Linked DNA regions of Homo sapiens: region 1 is linked to region 2. A link is an interaction called in ENCODE POLR2A ChIA-PET data of the cell type or tissue named here. Cell type or tissue: PC-3. All regions are shown on one strand. Each heading gives the region's core, and the rest is flanking DNA. Links, peaks and the distances in the headings are about the cores only. Region 1 overlaps LOC107985958 (a long non-coding RNA gene). Region 2 overlaps XIRP2 (xin actin binding repeat containing 2).

Region 1 (9,415 bases), core at 813-8,812, 350 kb before region 2:
CCACTTATCAAGTTAAAACAGATCTTAAGACATGGAAAGTGTTCTGCATGATTGAAAGTAACAAGCTTCCTGTGCTACGTTTTCTTGACATTTAATGTTCATGATAAGAACTCGCTGCGGAAGATGAAAACATTCTGGAAATGGATAGTGGTGATGTTAATGTACTCAATGCCACTGAACTACACACATTAAAATAATAAGTTTTGCATTATGTATATTTTACTACAATAAAAAAGTTTCCAATAAAAAAGGAACTCTCAACATTTTATTTTTTATTACTAGATAAATGTGAAATTTATGTTTGTTAACATCATAAAACATTTAGAAAAGTATAAATCAGAATATGTGGCTCATTTTTAATGTAACATTGGTTCATTAATTAAATTTATTGTAAATATTCCAGATTTCACTGAAATTTAAATTAAAACCACATTACTGGAGTTTAAGACATATGTGTGGCTGCATTTCTTTTACAAGAGCTATCATTTTTCTTTTCCTTTGTATTATAAAGATTCCAATATGATTTATGTTATTTGTAACAATAGCTAAGAATATTGTATTCTCTTGCAGAAGTCTAAAAAAAAGCTTAAATAAAATTAACATATGTCTTAAGTGTTTGTTCTTCAATCTACCCACGGACTGTCATCGACAAGTTATTAAATGAAAAAGAAAAATAACTCCAGGCAAAAGAAGTGGGATTCTTGAGACAATGGTGAGAAAAAGATCATAAAATATATTGATAAACTTAATTAAAGGACTCTAAAATAAAAAATATGTGTGTACATATTTGGGACAAATATGTATTTGTTTGGGACAAAATGTGAGAGTTCAAAAAAGATTAAAGTTTGTTAAGATCCCTTTCTTCAGAAAAGAAATGTATATGCAGATTTACTTTAGAATGTATTACTATTACTGTATATTAATTAAATTTGGCTGTTTATTATTGGTAACTATTAGAAGAACAGAAAAAAATCTAACCTATATCTTTGCATATGTTAGAAATATATCAATTTTTAAATATTCTTGTATAAAATATGTATTATTCATGTATATGTTTATGTTAAAATACAAAATATTATCCAGAAACATGCACACCAAACTCACCATAGGTTGTCTCTGAAGTGGGTGCTATCAGAAAGGGTTGGTGATAGGGCTTGAAGAGAATGCTTCCTCTTACACAGTAGGGCCTTCAGTCACCTCGTTATTTTAGAATAGGGTAAAGTACCATGAACACTTCTTTCCAGCCTGTAGGTGAGGTGGGGAAAGGAAGGAGTTAAAGGGAGGATAGCAAAAAGCCATTAGACTTGCACCTCCTGGATTTTCATCTCCAGGTTTCCACTGTTTGTTGCAGGTCAGGGGAGACAGGGTTACATCAAGCAAAATTAGGTAAGTTGAGAGCAGGGGCTAGCCTATTACTCCAGGTTGATCTATCAAGTCTCAGGTGAGACTCTTTCGAGAGTTGCCTAGTACTAGCTTGGAGCATGATAATAACAAAAGGAACTTGGTAGGCCTTCTTAACTGGGCTGCAGCTGATCTTGACGTTTTTACTTTCCTACTTGGCTCTCCATTCCCATGTGGTGTGAGCTCTGACTTACATGCAGTGGGGCTGCCGTGACAAATCAACGTGACCCCAGAGCTGAGGCTGGGACAAAGGATACAGCTTCTGTTGGGGAAGTAAAATGAGACAACAAATCAGAAAAATACTTTGGCATTTAAAATAAAAATTAAACACATGCCTACCATATCATCCAAATCATTAGGTATCTGCCCCAAACAAATGAAAGCATACATCAACAGAAAGACACATACAGAATATTAATAGCAACTTTATTTGTAATAGCCAAACTTGAAAACAGCCCAAATGTCTATTAATCAATGAATAGTTAAACAAACTGTAGAATATTAACAATAACGAGAAAAATTATTGGACATTCATCCACTTAAATGGGTCTTAAAACAATAGTGACAAGTGTAAGAAACCAGATTTTAAAAAAGAGTGCAAATATATTCTTAAATTTATATATAATTCTAGAAATTGAAAAACAATCTATAGTGAGAGAAGGAAAATAAATGTTTTCCTGTGAAATTGGTGGGAAATGTCATGAGGGATGGATCTCAAAGGGCAAAAGGAAACTTGGAGATAGAAGAATTTATTATTTTGACTATGGTAATAGTAACTTGGGGTTGTACAAATGTCACAACTTTATCAAATTTTATAGTTAAATATGTACAGTTTATTATACATCAATTATATCTTCATAAGGCTGCAAAAGTATTTTTAATGAGCCAAACCCTCAGCAAAAGATAACTGAAATTTTGAGCACTGCAGATATAAGAAAGTACACTACACTTCTAGCCTCCAATGAGAAAATGTATTCCCTTTGTTTTTCTTTTATAATTCTTTTCTTGGGTGAACCTAAGTACCATCATAATGTGTATACCATCTATATTTAAAATACAACATAATTATGCTAATACAAAAATTAATCATATCAAACATTAATCAGTGGCAATAACTAGAGTTGATGAGTATTTGAAGAAATGGCTACTCTCATCCAATGCTGATGGTAATAACCTAGTAGAAAAAATAATGACAACACTGATCACAATTCTAGAATTCTACATTGTTGTTAACTGACTTTTGAGGTTAGACTTATGAAATTATTTTTATTTTTTATTTTTTTGAGAGGGAGTCTCATTCTTGTTGATCAGGCTGGAGTGCAATGGCACGATCTTGGCTCACTGCAACCTCCACCTATCGGGTTCAAGTGATTTTCCTGCCTCAGCCTCCCAAGCAGCTGGGAATACAGGTGCCCGCCACCAAGCTAGGCTATTTTTTTGTATTTTTAGTAGAGATGGGGTTTCACCAGGTTGGCCAGGCTGATCTCGAATTTCTGACCTCAGGTGATCCACCCACCTCGGCCTCCCAAAATGCTGGGATTACAGGCATGAGCCACTGCGCCCAGCCAACTAATGAAATAATTGTAGATGTTCATTGTAATTAAATACAAGAATGTCCATATCATTTTGTACACACTAGTAAAATGCTGGGGGAAAATTCCATAACATAGATGGTCATTTATATGGCATTTTAAATAAATTACATACACAGTGAAATAATATACAGACAGAAAAAATAGTATTGTAGAAAAATATATAATTATTGTCCATTTCTGTGAATGTTTCCTAACACTAGTAAAAAGTATACATAAAAGTATATTTTTTCAGACTTGTTCATAATTATAAAATTTAGATACACCCTACATTTACAAGAATAGTAAAAGAAATATTGTTACAGTCAGACCATGGAATGCCAAGTCACAACTAAAAGAAAAGCAGTTTATCATCTACATTTGTACCGACTTGGAAAGATGCCCATGATGTAAAACAATACCCACACACAAACACATGAGCACATCATTCCCAAAATATTATGTATGATCCTATGATTCTATTTTACAAATGTGTGTGTATGTATCAAAGTAAGGGAAAGAGAAAGGAGACGGCTCCTATACTCACAGAAGTACATGTTGTAAACTGTTAATATTATCCCTGGGACTGGCTAGGTTTGGGCAAGTTTAGAGAGGTGTAAGAAATTTCACTTTTAACTTCACTCATTTAGGTTAAGTTTGAAAACTTTTATAAAATACATGTTATTTATGATTTAAAACACAAGGAAATTAATTGGTAAAGAAGATAGCACTAGTCATGCTATTTTTTATATAGAAAATCCACTAAACTAAATATAACATTATGGTTTTGTTTTTGTTTTGTTTTTTTGGGGGGAGTGGGAGATCCTATGTTTCCCAGGCTGGTATCAAACTCCTAGGCTTAAGTAATCTTCCTGCCTTAGCCTTCTGAGTAGCTGGGATTATAGGTGCCCACCACCATGCCCAGAAAAACATTATGTATTGTATGACTTCATTTCTGAAAATTATATTTGCATATATCTTACTCATCTTTTACTAGATTATCATACATTAACACAATCTCTATGAGTAGCAATAATTGTGTTTGATGACTGGTCAAGGTGGTTTTAATTTCAGAACCCAGTAGGAAAGTGAGCCCACATGTGGGATATGTTCCTCTCTTGGTAGACGAGTATGCAGAATTGCTGGTAGAAACAAGTAAGGCTCTTCAAGCTTCTGCTCAAAACCAGCATGAATCTTTTCTGCTCATATTTTATTAGTCAAAACAGGTCAGTCGCCAAGCCTGACAATGGAGCAAGAAAGTGCTCTCTGCCCATAGTTAGAAACTTTAAGTAACAGGGCAATTAATGAAAAAACAGAATCATCTTATTGGAAGGCATATATTAAACACTTCAAACAATAAAACAACATACCACAGTTTAAAAAATATTGTGAAAAGAACTAGCATAAAATGTTGGCATAGGCTATCTATCTCTGGATCATGAAATAGATCATATTTCAGTTTTTTATTTTGTTCACCTTTATTTGTTAAAATTTTCTACAATTAGCATGCATTTTTCTTGAGACAAGTCAGTTTCCCTGACTACCTCAATGAAATTAACTTCCCACTAACACCTCATTCTCTATGCCCTTCACATGCTTTATTTCTCTTCATAGTACTTACATCATCTGACATGCTCATTTTTTTCAGTCATGTGTTTGTTTATTCTATACTTTTCCAGCTAGAATTTAAGCTGCATGAATGTGGAGAATTTCTCTGCTTTGTTCATTTCTCCACTCAGAGTAGTTTCTGGCATATAACAGACACTCAATAAATATTTCCAAATCAAAGAAAAATAGTAATAAAGGCAATTTCAAAGTTGAAATAATCAGTTGGGAGGCAAACTCTTTTGGATGTTGAATTGATTTAAGGAAATGAATGATTGTGAATTATTCTGGTTTTTTTTTCCCTTTTGAATCTTAAAGTACAGAAGAAGCTTCCTCAATACAAATCCTCTCTCTCTTTCTCTGTTTTTGTTTGTCTGTTATTCAGAGGATTACTCTTCTCTTACAGTCAGTTGCTGGCTGACACTTCCCTGCAAGCCTTTTGTCCCATCCCCCTCCTCTTTCCGTCCTGTCACTTGATTACTTTCCTTTGCTCTGATGTGAGTCAGGAAATAGCATCCAGTATAGGAGATCCTACCAAAAGGGAGGACAGTCAACAACACATCCATTGCTCATTCTTCTCCTCCTCTTCTCCTGGGAACCGTGAGGTAATCCCGGAAGGAATGCTGGGGAAAGAATTTGAGAAAGAGTAAATACAAAACTTGCTATTAAAAAAAAATTGAACTTAAGCAAAAAGGAATTTGTTTTTATTGAACTATGTGAAAAGAAGGTAAGCTCAAAGTATAAGATTCCTAGTTGGGAACAGCTAAAATACCCATGGGCTCTGCATCAGGGCTGTGTCCCAACTTAATAGAAGTTATCCCGAGATAACCAGTGGTTCTGGGCTGCACTAAAAGCAAGTGCACATGGAAAACCCAGGGTCCCCACACCTAGTAAACATATAAAATCTGTCCATAGGATATGAATTCACACAAAATTAGACTCTCAGGATATCAGAGAATTGTAAAGATGACTCTACACATTAATCATGAAAATGTAGGGGAACTCTATGTCTCTAGATAAACTGGGTCTCTTATTTATAAATCTCCCACGAGGCTATTGAAAACATGAAACTACTAAACAAAGCATGACAGTGAAATAGAAGAGTTCATTTAAGCCTTTTATAACTATTACTTTTTTCTTTCGGTACAGAATATCTTTTGTTAAACTATATCATATTCACATTCATAACTTCAAAACAGTATGCTGCTATAAAATAAGCCACATAGAATAGTACTCATAATTATTAAGTGTAAGAAATGACTCAAATGTCATAGTTCCAATACCTGTAATAATTTGGGAAAGAATAAACAACTAATAAATGTATAATTATTGAAGTAAAAATGTGGTCACTTGCATATCTATTTAATAATTTTCATAACTTTTCTTAATTCTGATTATAAATTATCAAGTGAGGCAAGCAACAATCTAGAAATCTTAAGTATTTATGTCAGAGTTGAAAAAGATAGAAGGAACACCACCACAAAGGAAAAGAAAACCTTAGAAGATCAATTTTTTGTTATGGTATACAGATTAAGATTCTAGATAGGTGACCAGACTGTATCTCCACTTACACTAGTACATTTCTGGTCAATCCTTTGGAAAAATATTAAGTAATTAAAGGACAGATTGTGGTGGTGGTAGCTAATAAATATGTATTAAATAAGTGCATTTATGGCCCGGCGCAGTGGCTCACGCCTGTAATCCCAGCACTTTGGGAGGCCAAGGCGGGTGAATCACCTGAGGTCAGGAGTTTGAGACCAGCCTGGCCAATATGGTGAAACCCCATCTTTATTAAAAATATGGGGGTGGTGGTGCATGTCTGTAATTCCAGCAACTCAGGAGGCTGAGGCAGGAGAATTGCTTGAACCCAGAAGGCAGAGGTTGCAGTGAGCCAAGATTGCACCACTGCACTCCAGGCCTGGGCAACAGAGTGAGACTCCATCTCAAAAAAAAAAAAAAAGTGCATTTATAATTGATATATGTATTTACCTATTTAAATAATCTAACTTTCCAGATGTCTTTACATAACAATATATACAATAGAATTGGTATTTATATGGCAAAGAGTTACACAATTTTGATATATAGAATCTTCTTGCTATATTTCTTTATAATTTTACTATATATAACCTTAGCCATGTGTTGGGCAGCATGAATGTGCAGCATTTGCATTATATTTACCACAATATGTACTTGATCTATCATTTTGTTTTTCTAATATATTAACAATTGAGATAAATCTATAAAATTAAATTTTTCTTGGTCTGAAGACACGTAATCAATTCACAGGAACGTCTTAAGAGTATGTATTTTGATTCACTGCAACAACCATTTTAGAGCTTTCAATACCAATAAACTACCAACTAATGCACTGTGGTATTATTAGAACTTGAATGCTGCAAGAGAAATTTAAGACTAAGCTGTTTTTCCAGAAAAATCAGTTGAGAAAAAAAAGCAAATTGGAGGATTTCTTGTTTGTTTTTTTGCTTGCTGAAATGTTGCTTAACAGAACATTATATGAAAACAATTACCATGTCTTTCTTTCTAGTCAGCCATGTGGAGTATGGGCTCTGAAACCAGACTGATGGGTTTCATCTTGACACTAATTCTCAACAGAGGACAGCTTTGGTCAGTTGCCTACCTTTTCTGTTCTTCAGTTTCTGGTTTGTTAAAATGGAGATAACTAGAACACTTTTTTTTTTAATGGAGTCTCACTCTATTGCCCAGGCTGGAGTACAGTGGTGCTACCTTGGCTCACTGCAACCTCCGCCTCCCGGGTTCAAGCGATTCTCCTGCCTCAGCCTCCCAAGCAGCTGGGACTACAGGGGCTTGCCACGACGCCAGGCTAATATTTTTGTATTTTCAGTAGAGACAGGGGTTTCACCATATTCGTCAGGCTGGTCTCAAACGATCTCCTGACCTCAGGTGATCTGCCTGCCTCGGCCTCCCAAAGAGCTGGGATTACAGGCGTGAGCCACGGCGCCCGGCTAACTACAGCATTTAACTCAATAACATGATGGGAGGAGCAGAAACCTTAGAACACTAACCAGCACATAGTGAACACTAATTTTTAGCCATTTTTAGGTAAGAATAGTAAGGAAAACAATTATCACAACACGGAAGATCTATTGCATGAAATGGACTCAAAGACTCGAAAGGGTACTGAGATGTCTGCAAATTATCCAGAAAAGAGATTCATAGAAATCCTTAAGGCAATTTAACATGTCTAAGAAAACTCTTTTAAACAGCTTTACTGTTATATATTTTTTTCAGTACTTTAAAACTGTCATTTCACTGTCTCTTGTGCTCTATCGATTATAAGTCAGAGGTCATTTAAACAAACTCTTATTCTATAATGTGTTGTATACTGTATTGTTTTTCAGCTGCTTTCAAGATTTTCTCCTTATTTTTCTTTTACTCTGGTAAGTTAAACTCTAGTGTACTTAGGTATAGTTTTATTACTATTTACCTCTTTTAGGCTGATTTAACTTCTTCCATCTGTACATTTCCACCTTTTACCAAATTTAGGGAAACTTTGGCCACTATTTCTTGGAAAATATTTTCTACCCAATTTTCTTCCTCCTTCTTCTAAGATTCAAAATGCATGTATGCCAGACCTTTTGATATTTCCCCATGAGACACCAAAGACCTGTTCATATTTTCTTCAATTTTTTTCTCCCTGTTTTTAAATTAAATTTTTCAAAATTTGTTTTTATTGATATATAATGCTTTCAGAGTACATGTGGTAATTTAATACATTCACAATTTGTAAAGCTCAAATCAGTGTAATTAGCATGTTTATCACCTTAAATATTTGTTTTTTCTTTACGGTAGAAACACTCAAATTATTCTTTTCTAGCTATTTTGAAATACACAATCAATTATTGTAAACTATAGCCACCCTACTGATCTATCATACTGTATGTTCTATTTCTTCTTTCAAACTGTATATTTTATCCATTAGTCAACCTCTCTTCATCCCCTACTTCCTGGCTTCCGGTAACCACCAATCTACTTTCTATTCTCATTAGATCCACTTTTTAAGCTCCCACATATGAGTGAGAAAGTGCAATATTTGTCTTTCTGTGCTTGGCTTATTTCACTTAACATAATGCCCTCCAGTTCCATCCATGTTGCTGCAAATGACAGGATTTTATTCTTTTTTTAACTTCTTAATTATACTTAATTATGAATATATACCACTCTTTAAACCATTCATCTATTGATAGGCACTTAGATTGATTCCATATCTTGACTATGGGGAATAGTGCTGTAACAAACATGGGAGTGCAGCTATCTCTTTGACATAGCAATTGTATTTCCTTTGGCTAAATCCCAGTAGTGGGATTGCTGGATCATATGATAGTTCTATTTTTAGTTTTTTGAGGAACCTCCAAACTATTCTCCATGGTGATTGTACCAATTTACGTTCCCATCAATAGTGTACTGGGCTCCTCTTCCTCCACATCCTCGCCAAAATATTTTACTCCCTGTCTTTTTGATAACAATGATTCTAACTGGAGTGAGATGATATCTCAAGGTGACTTTGATTTGCATTTTCCTGATGATAAGTGATATCGAGCATTTTGTCATATACCCACTGGCCACTTGTATGTCTTCTTTTGAGGAATGTCTATTGAAGTCTTTTGCCCATTTTTAAATCAAATTGTTTGTTTTCTGGATATTGAGTTGTTTGAGTTCATCATATTTTCTGATTATGAATCCCTTGTCAGATGAACACTTGGCAAATATTTTCTCCCATTCTATGGGATGTCTATTCAATTGGTTGATTGTTTCCTTTAATTTGCAGAAGCTTCCTAATTTGATGTAATTGATGT
Region 2 (9,415 bases), core at 1,018-9,017:
TTGAAGAAATAAAATATTTCTCCTTTGCCTGAAAAAATGGCAAATAGTTTTTTATAGAGCTGAAATGTACAGTTTGATAAAAGTGATCATTTTTGGTTAGAGAATGTATTATACAGAATAATAATTTTCTTTTCAGCATGGCATATGAGAACTTAACATTTGATGACAAAAGTTCAGCTGGAAACCTTGGCTCAGCAACTTTCTCATTGTATAAACTCAAATGACTTATTTTAACTCATTAATCCTTAGTTTTCATATCTGTAAAATAAGGAGATTAATACACCACCTAATTTTTCTGAAGACAAATAATGCAACACCTGAAGGAGAAGAGGCATTTAAGAGGCAGCACCTAATGAAATATAAAAAGTAGCACCAAGGTAGCACTACATGAATATTCCTTCTATTTTCGTTCCTCTGTTATCTCTGTAACCCACTATATGTCCTTCAGAGAAAATATTTTATCTCAGTGGACTTCTGTTTTCTCATCTATAAAGGAAGAGACTAACACTCTATGGTTTCTAAAAGTGGAAAGAAGCTTTGGGCAAAGAAGATTTTATACATCTGACAACACCTTCGTCTTGCAGCCTGCAGAGGTCCCACTGAGAAGAGCCCTCACTGAGTAATCTTTTAACATAAGTTACAATCCCATTTTGAGATGATGAGACAAAGAGCTGCAGTTTGTTCAATTATAGTTTTCAAAGCTTTATTAAAACCATAGACAGAGAGAGGACATCAAGAATACCGCGAGGATGGGCCATAATGTTTTATTTCATTTTATGCAGCTTTTTCTTTGTGGTGTAATTTGTTTTTAAAAATAATGTTAGTGTTCTTTTCACCCACTTACATGTTTGCTATTTTACTGCTTCCTGTCCAGTGTTTTATTTTAGTTAGAAAAAGAAATAGCTGGCAAAACTCCCAACTAAACATATTTGCATGGCCTTTAAGACTTTCAGAGGAAACTGCCATCTCTTCCCATTTGTTTGTGGTAGTGATATGTGCAGTCACAATATGACACTGTTAAAAAAAAAAAGCCAGTAACCATACAAGGATGTTAAGCAATATTGACTTGCCTTCCACTGGGAAAACTGCTGTCAGCTCATGGATTGGCATTCTTTGACATTTTACTCAGTAGACTAGTGAGGGTTTTTGCCCTTGTGTTATAAGAATATTGATACTAGCTCTACTGCCCCTGTTAGGAGCCCGATTCTTTTACCCAGCCTATCTTTCTTAGATGTTTATTCAACATTTCTAGTCACTGGTTGAATTAATTTAACAAATACCGTAAGTGACTATTTTTTTCCTTTCCCTGTCCTCCTATGACTGATTTTCATACTCTATCAGGTTCTTTTCAAAAATCTTCTCACAAGCAGAATAATTGTAGAAGATGCCTTCCTACATGAGCTTATCTGATGTTTTTTCATGGTTACAGATTTTTGGCAGGAATACCACAGGAGTGATGCTGTTTTGCCCTTCGCAGTACATCATATCTGGAAATACAGTAAATCAATAAGTCTGATTACTGGTGATACTGTGTGATCACTTAGGTGAGGTAATTTCTTCCAGGTTTTCCACAGTAAATGGAAGTTTATCCACCAGGAATGTTGTGGAAAATATTCCTGTGTTAACTTCTTGCAGGATGAGCTTTGGTTTGCTGGTGGACTTCCCGTGATTAGACTTAGAGACTGTCTTTGAAGTGTCATCTCCATGGCTCTTGGTGGATCCAAAGGCCCCAGTTAAAGACCAAAATTTTCCCTATTTATTCATCCTTCTAAAGGTAATGTTTTCTTTATTTCTCCCTTTAGTTTATTCTGCTTGTGAGAAGATTCTCGAAAAGAAAATGATAGAGTATGAAAATCAGTCATAGGATGACAGGGAAGGGAAAAAATATTCACTTATGGTATTTGTTAAATTAATTCAGCCAGTGAATAGAAATATTGAAGGAACATATTTATCTTATTTATCTTTTAAAACATATTTATCTTTGGAAAGACTGAGAAATTACCATGGGTCGGAAAAAACTAAAGTGGCATGAAAACTAAATGGAATGTGGAAACTTCCACCAAATCCTGGGCCAGAAAAGAGGACATCAATGGGAAAGGTGGTAAAAGTCAAATAAGGTTTAATTATTTCCTGCTTTTAAAATTGTACTATGGTTAAATAAGATATTAAGATTAGGGAACATTTATTCCTTTTGTGGGGAAATGATCCTCTGAGGACCATCTTTCTTAATTCCATGTGTTCCCCTGTCTGGTCTCCCTCATCTAAACCGGTCTCAGGGTTGATATAGCAAAGCTTTCTTTAATGGAGTTGCCCCTTTTTATTCCTCTGACTAAGTCCTTTCTCTGAACTTAGAAGTATGTAATCTTTTGTCAACTCTGAAATTCAAAATACTTAACGTAATGTGCAGGGCAGGTACTGACAGTTTGGAGTGGAGGTGGCTGTAAACAACAGGTACAGCCATCCATCCACTCTCTTCCTGGAGATCAAGCAAACTGCAGGCACCTAACCATGCCCTTGTTTATGATACATAATACAGTGTATTATGTATTTCATAATACATGGCACATAATACTCACTGTATTATATATGGGAAACAAATGGTTAACACATTTTCCTACGTGGAAAGATATTTCTTTATGTTTAATGTGTAGTGGTGAGTGAATGTTATAACTTCCAAACACCTGAAACAAATTCAAGCTCCATTAATGTTTCTCATCTACACCAACTACCAAATATGATGATTTATGGTACTTAATAGTGTACTAACTTGTTTTATGCGAATGTAAGTCATTTATTGGATGACATGAGACAAATTACTCTAAGGCATGGTAATGCAACGTAATGCATGCAGTGCTCTTTTTGCCCCATTTGTGGAACACTGTCAGGAACATACATTTAAATTAATCAACATGTTCTGATTTCAATGTCGATTAGATGTCAGATTTCTTTGTTATTAATGATACAACAATATAAAAATATTTCCATTTCTGATCACAATGATTTTATGACTTAAAATCTAATCCTTTTTCCATTTTACCTTTATTTTGAATGTTAGAAGCAATTTTTCCCTCATGTCTTGAAATATGTTCATTTGAAGTTCTCATTGAAAAGAAATTTCAAGTTATAAAAACAAGAAATAAAAACAAGAAATATAAACAAAAACCAGGAGCTCCACAGAGAAATTTTCTTTCTTTTTAATATATATGCAATGTGTGCATGGAAGCAGACACAGACACACATACCTACTGCACATATATCATTTAAAATTTCACATTTAAAGATAAAATCAAGAGGTTGCAGGTCATATGCACCAATGTCTCAAAAAATACTTATTTATCCAGCACCAGCAATTTTGTTTTCACCAACATATGTTTCAGGTCTGCCCTTTAGTTTATAGCTGTAGCCTTTTTTATAGGGCCCACAAATTTTTGAGTTTACCGTTGAATGCCTCGCCTCATGCTAACATTCGTCTGCCCTCAGGTGACTAGAGGAAGAGGCACTGTGCTACCACTAATAGCTAGCAAGTGGTAATGACTGAACACTGCGTATCTACCAGGTACTGAGCTGAAGGCCTCATGAGCGCTGCCCTCATTTAATAGTCACAATCATCATAGAAGGCAAGAACTATAATTATTCCCATTTAACAGCTATGATGTGGAGAAGTTAATTTGCCCAAGAGTACACCATTGGTAAGTAATAGAGCAGGGATTGGAATTCAAGTTGATCTCAGTCCAGAAGCCACAATATTAAAATACTGCTCTCTAGATGATCTCTGAATTTATGATGTCTGTTTCAAACAGAATCTCACAGCTGTGTTTCTGATATAAATGGATCCTGGACAGTGCCAGAAATCAAAGCAATTCTTAAACATTGAGTGTCCCCCAAACTACCACATACTCTTATTCTAAGATACACATGTTTTCATGTGTTAACATCTTTGAAACTGATATGCTTCTCATAGTCAGTGCCATTTCATAGTTTGTCAGGATTTTCCCCTTTTCTTACAGGTACATAAAATACTAAAGTTGTTTTACTTTTGATAAAATATGGCAAGAAATATAAATGTTTTGAATCATGTAAGAAAAATTATTGAACATTCACTGTGTTCCAGGAATGTACTAAACACTTTACTGACATTTTCTCTTTTAATTGTCATAACTAACCTGTGAGTTAAACTATGTAAACATCACCATATACAAATGAGAAAATATAGGCTGGGTGAACTGTTTTTGTCTTAGTTCCCACTGTCAGTTGGTGGTTGAAAAAGAAATCTAACCCAGTCAGGTGGAGTCCAGAGGCCTTACTCTTGGAGTAAGCTAGTTTTTGTATTTTGCCTATTTTGCTAACAGAGTTTAGAATAGCTAAATTGGTCTAATCTAATAAACAAGTAACTTTATGCAAAATAATTTTTACACTAACAAGAAGTTTATTTTTCTTTAAAAATCCCTCTTTTTCTCTTTCTTTCCTTTCAAATATCTCTGAATGTCTTTCTTTGGGCTCAAGTTGCACCACATGCATCTCTGCTTTCACCCCAATCCCTGAAAGAAAAAAAATTAAATAGCATGCTTTCTCTCCATATCGAATCAACCACTGTTGACTGCTTCAACTCACTTGAGTATATACCCAAGTGTGATTGCTGAATTGTATGGTAAGAGTATGTTTAGTTTGTAAGAAATTGCCAAACTGTTGTCCAAAGTCGTTGTACTCTTTTTCATTCCCCCCAGTAACAAATGAGAATTCTTATGGCTTCATATCCTTGCTATCATTTGGTGTTCTCAGTATTTCAAATTCCATTTCAAATGATTACTTAAGCATGGATGACTTCTATCTCATCTACATGGCAATCATTTGTCCCTCTGCTGGGAACATCCCTAGTTTACATACATCGCTCCATCATAATTATTAAAAATACCCCTTTCATTCTCCAAAGTGTCTGGATGATAAATTATTTCATCACCCAGCTTGAATATCCACTTGAATTATAAAGGAAAAATCACATTTCATTTTTTTCTTTCCCTCCTGGTTTTTAACAGAGTGCTAAGCATAGGGTATATAATCTTTCAGCACTTCAGGAATGGATGAATGGAAAATGCTTGTTGAAATGAGCTGGCTCCTTTCAGTGTCTACTCTTAGGTTATGTGCATTAGCATTGCATTATTTGTGCTGGGCTTCAAGGTCACCTAATTCTTCAGCCCACTCTGCCTAGAGCTGTACTCCTGCTCATCTGACAGCAGATCTTTGATAACTTGATGTTGATTGTCCCTTGCATATGGTCAGTGCAGGGTGAGTGATCTTTTCAGAGGCTTGTGCCAGCTCCTCTGGCTTGCACACCTGTCTTACCACTCTATATGCCTTACAGATGACATGGGTGAAAATGTGCAAGAAACAGATATGAAGGAATTAATGCTTCTTTCATTGGCCTTTTTTGAAAGTCTGAGACTGGATATTTTTTGAAAGTCTGAGACTAGATAATATTTTGGTAACAAGCTATGTCTGTTAGCCTTCCAAAGGACAAACTGTCTTCTTGATTCCAGTTTCCTTAGTGCATTCTTAGACCACGGCTTGAATATGCAGCTAGCTTCAGAAGCACCTTTCCTTCCCTGTTGCATTGACCCTCTGGGTAGAAGCTACCTCACGAACTGCACATCTACACTCAGGCCACAGGCCACTGCCCTCTGTAATGTGCTGAGATTTGTTGTTGTTTGACCTGTTTGTCCTACTGTAGAAAATGTTACATAATAATCAATGATAGCCCATTTCTTTTAAAATTATGAAGTGTTTCAGCCATAAAATATAAAATATGCATCTTTTTTGCAGCAGTGCCTCAAAGGTACAACAATGAGCATATTGTGACTCTCCAGTATTGAGGTCCTTTATGTACGAACTACTTATGAAGTTAAAAGATTTTTTTTTTGGCTAGCAAAATGGCTTGTGCTAATGTCCAGATTCTTCTTTTGCATAATATTTGACCCACATAACATAAGAGGTAATAAACTCAGCAGACTCAGAATTCAGAACAAATAATATATACTGCTGCATACACATACATATATACACACAACATTAAAAGTAAGCAAGCTAGAAATCCTGCAGCAAGCCGAGATCACACCACTGCACTCCAGCCTGGGCAACAGAGCGAGACTCCATCTCAAAAGAAAAAAAAAAGTAAGCAAACTAGAAATCCAGTTATTTTCTTTCTTCTTTTCTTTCCTTCCTTTTTTTTTTTTTTTAAAGAAAGGTAACCAGGGGTGATAGCATATTGCAGATTTTACTTAGTGTAATGATTTCTAGTACTCAGAGTGAAACTTTCATAGACATGCTGAATTATCCTATCTTCTTTATTATTCTTCATCACTGGATAAAAACAAGGTTTGATCCTCAAGGGTATTCAGCATCTGAGTTGCTTTTCTACTAAAATTAAAAAAAAAAGTGTAAGTGGCATTCCTATCATCTCAAAGAGAGTGAGAAATAAAGAATGAACTACTAAGAAGCACAAATCCTCTTTTCTTGTGATGCTATTGATAATAACTTAGGAGTGGTAGCTAAAGTACAGATGCTGTATAAGCAAAAATAAATCTGTACTAAATAGCTTTCATGTTTGAACGGTAAAAGTAACTGTAAAGTTACAATGAGTGTACTATAAACATTGCCATAGCAATGTGTTTTGCCTCGAGTTCTCACTGGAATTATTTGGTATATTGCTCAAAAGAGCCTGAATAGAATATATCTAATGAAATATTTTCCATTCATTATTCTCTACTGAGTGATGCTTTACCAAATGTAGAAATTCAAAACTATAAATTATTCCAAAAAATTATTCCAATTTCAGTATGGACATTACTAGTAAGTCCTCCTAGTATGAAATGATACTTTTAACAAGCAAATTTATTTCCAAAATAGATAGCCATTAAAAACAAGAGACTATCCAGTTTCCATAAAGATATGACCATTAAAGTGACTGAAGTAGAAAGATAAGAATCTTAAAGAAGAGAACTGCCTTCAGATATGATAAAATCAAACTCCCTCCAAAGTTTGGAAACCATGTTACATCCCAGACAGATGGTAGCCGAACTTCCCCTTAAATACTTGCAGTTTCAAGGAGTTCACACTTTTGCAAAGCAGTTTTTTTCTACTGTCAGTTTGCTCTCTTTCACTGAAGGTTAATCTTCATGTTGAGTAAAGTGTATCTCCTGGGAGCATCTACATTTCCAGTAAAGTTTTGGCCTTTAAAGCAACACAGGATATCTTCCATTTGTCACTATGGAAAATGACAGGCTATGTCTAACCTTGAGGGCTCAGACACAGCTTAGCAGTAGGAGGTGAGGTTGGAATACTCCTGAGTGATTTAAGAAGAGTCAGGGCCAAGCTTATATGTGACAAGGACATGATATGGCTCAGCAGGTTCAGACTAAGCAAAGACAGATATGCCCTGAAAAAAAATAAGCTGGACACTAATTAAGGAGTCTGAACTGAGTAGGTCAGTGGATATAGTTGAGTATCTTCCTTTGGAGATGTTTCAGAAATCTTTTTTTGTGTGTGGGCTCATCGGGAATACATTAGGAGATCCACTTGGGAGTTCCTGCAACTATAACAGAGACAGAAAACATTGACTGGTTTTCTTCCAAGTGTTGAAAGAAATACCTGGGTTAGGAAGTCTGAGGATTTAACAAGTGTGGGTTCCATCAGGCATGCTTTGCTGTCTTTCTTGAGTGCAGTTCATACTCTTCAGAATTGTTAGCACTCTGTGATACTGAGACAATGTGTCCCTTTTGAGGTTTTGCCTTTTCTGGTTAGGCTTCAAACCAAGGACATGGATCAGCTTTATTTGCATAAACTGATAACAAGTGTATCATTTTTTTCTTTTATAACTGCTAATTTTTTTTGAATTTTTTTCTTTATAACTTATGACAAATATATGTATATTTATTCTTTTTTTTTGAACTGATAATTATGCTTGCACAGTCTCTTCCTCCCATGACAATGATCTCTTCTGTCATTACAAACAGGTTGAAGACTAGAATTGAATGAGAAGAGGTTTCTTAAGTACTTCTGCCTCCTAGAACCATATTTTATAGGATGGCAAATAACAGAACATACCTTTTCCTCCAAACTGTCTCTCAGCACTTAGTTCTATGACATGTTGAGTCTCATAGCCCTCTTTCACCTTAATTGTGATTTATGTTGCCAAGTTTAAGAGTAATGGGAGAATAAGAACGCTGTTAAATTTAAATGAACCATTTAAATTCAGAAATTATTAAGGGTTCCATAGAACTACCATTTAAATGTTAATTTCTTTAACGCAAAAGCAAGAAAAGAGTTTGTATTTTGTCTCTTAACCAGAAAATGAATCCTTTTTATTATTAAGAATTGCTACAGTTTTCAGAGGGTAAGCTTTTTTCTCCTCTTTCTTACCCCTGAATACCTTGTGGTAGGCCTGCCCTACCAACATGTGTTTTTCTCTGTGTTAAAAGTATTTCAGGCTATGCATTCACAAATAATAGGTAGTAGCTATATTTATCAAAAGTCATGTCAACTATGCAGTTAGACAGCTGTCAACCTACAATCAGTATTGTTCAGTGAAACATCTTAGGGAGGTCTAATATTAGTCATTTAGCTCTTAGTATAAAAGGCATATGAAGTTTTCATTGAGCCATTTAATTCAGTTTCTAAGTTTGCATTTCACATTATCAGATCATAAATTCTTCAAGCCCCTGTAATTACTGAATGACTGATGCATTCAGAGATATTATATTTCTAGTGCTAGGTATGTTCCAGGAATTGTGATAAAAAATGACACCAGGTTTGTATTGCTTTTTAGTTTATAGCACGTTTAATTTCTCATCTATTATGATATAATAGTTGCTTCAAACAGCATAATCGGCTCAACTCACTTGCTGCAAATGGCTATCTTTAAATAAATGCATATTCCAATGTTCATTCTGAAAATATTTGTGTGTGTGTGTATGTATGTGTGTGTGTATGTGTATATACATATATATATATATATATATATATATATATACATATAAGTATATATATAAAATTTCTCTCCTCCAACTATTCTCATAGGGAAAGATTATATCACAATTTATCTTAGTGTTCCCACTCCTAATCAGGGTGATAGGCACAGGGGCAAGTGTGCAATGAATATTTGTTCAATAAATAAATCCTTTTTTGGCAGAGTGTGGTGGCTTACCCCTCTAATCCCAACCTAAGCACTTCGGGAGGCCTAGGCAGGAGGATCACTTGAGGCCAGGAGTTCTAGTCCAGTTTGGGCAAAACAGGAAGACCCCATCTCTACAAAATAAAAATTTAAAAAATAGCCAGTCATAGTAGGGTGTGCTTGTAGTCCCATCTACTTGAGAGGTTGAGGCTGTAAGATTGCTTGAGCCCAGGAGTTTGAGGCTATAGTAAG

The links. ChIA-PET counts read pairs that join two places held together with the same protein. Peaks named below come from ENCODE experiments on the same cell type or tissue, not always from the same donor. Only the 100,000 strongest peaks of a DNase experiment are listed, where the experiment ranks them.
Region 1: POLR2A ChIA-PET joins it to region 2 with 7 read pairs; 2 of 35 experiments call an interaction of 5 or more read pairs at or near these places.

Annotation. Positions count from the first base shown.
Region 1 is chr2:166,568,521-166,577,935 of GRCh38, forward strand. It overlaps LOC107985958 (a long non-coding RNA gene), which reads right to left. Exons shown (of 4, transcript XR_001739762.1): 2 at 5,113-5,200; 3 at 1,596-1,663; 4 at 397-1,245. Among named protein-coding and RNA genes, the nearest start is that of SCN7A, 79 kb to the left of the region's middle. In PC-3, for the core only: no CTCF peak of the experiment used is centred there; a DNase peak (open chromatin) is centred at 5,111; H3K27ac peaks cover 2,472 bases.
Region 2 is chr2:166,916,606-166,926,020 of GRCh38, forward strand. The region is part of intron 2 of XIRP2 (xin actin binding repeat containing 2); the gene reads left to right. Among named protein-coding and RNA genes, the nearest start is that of XIRP2, 33 kb to the left of the region's middle. In PC-3, for the core only: no CTCF peak of the experiment used is centred there; no DNase peak of the experiment used is centred there.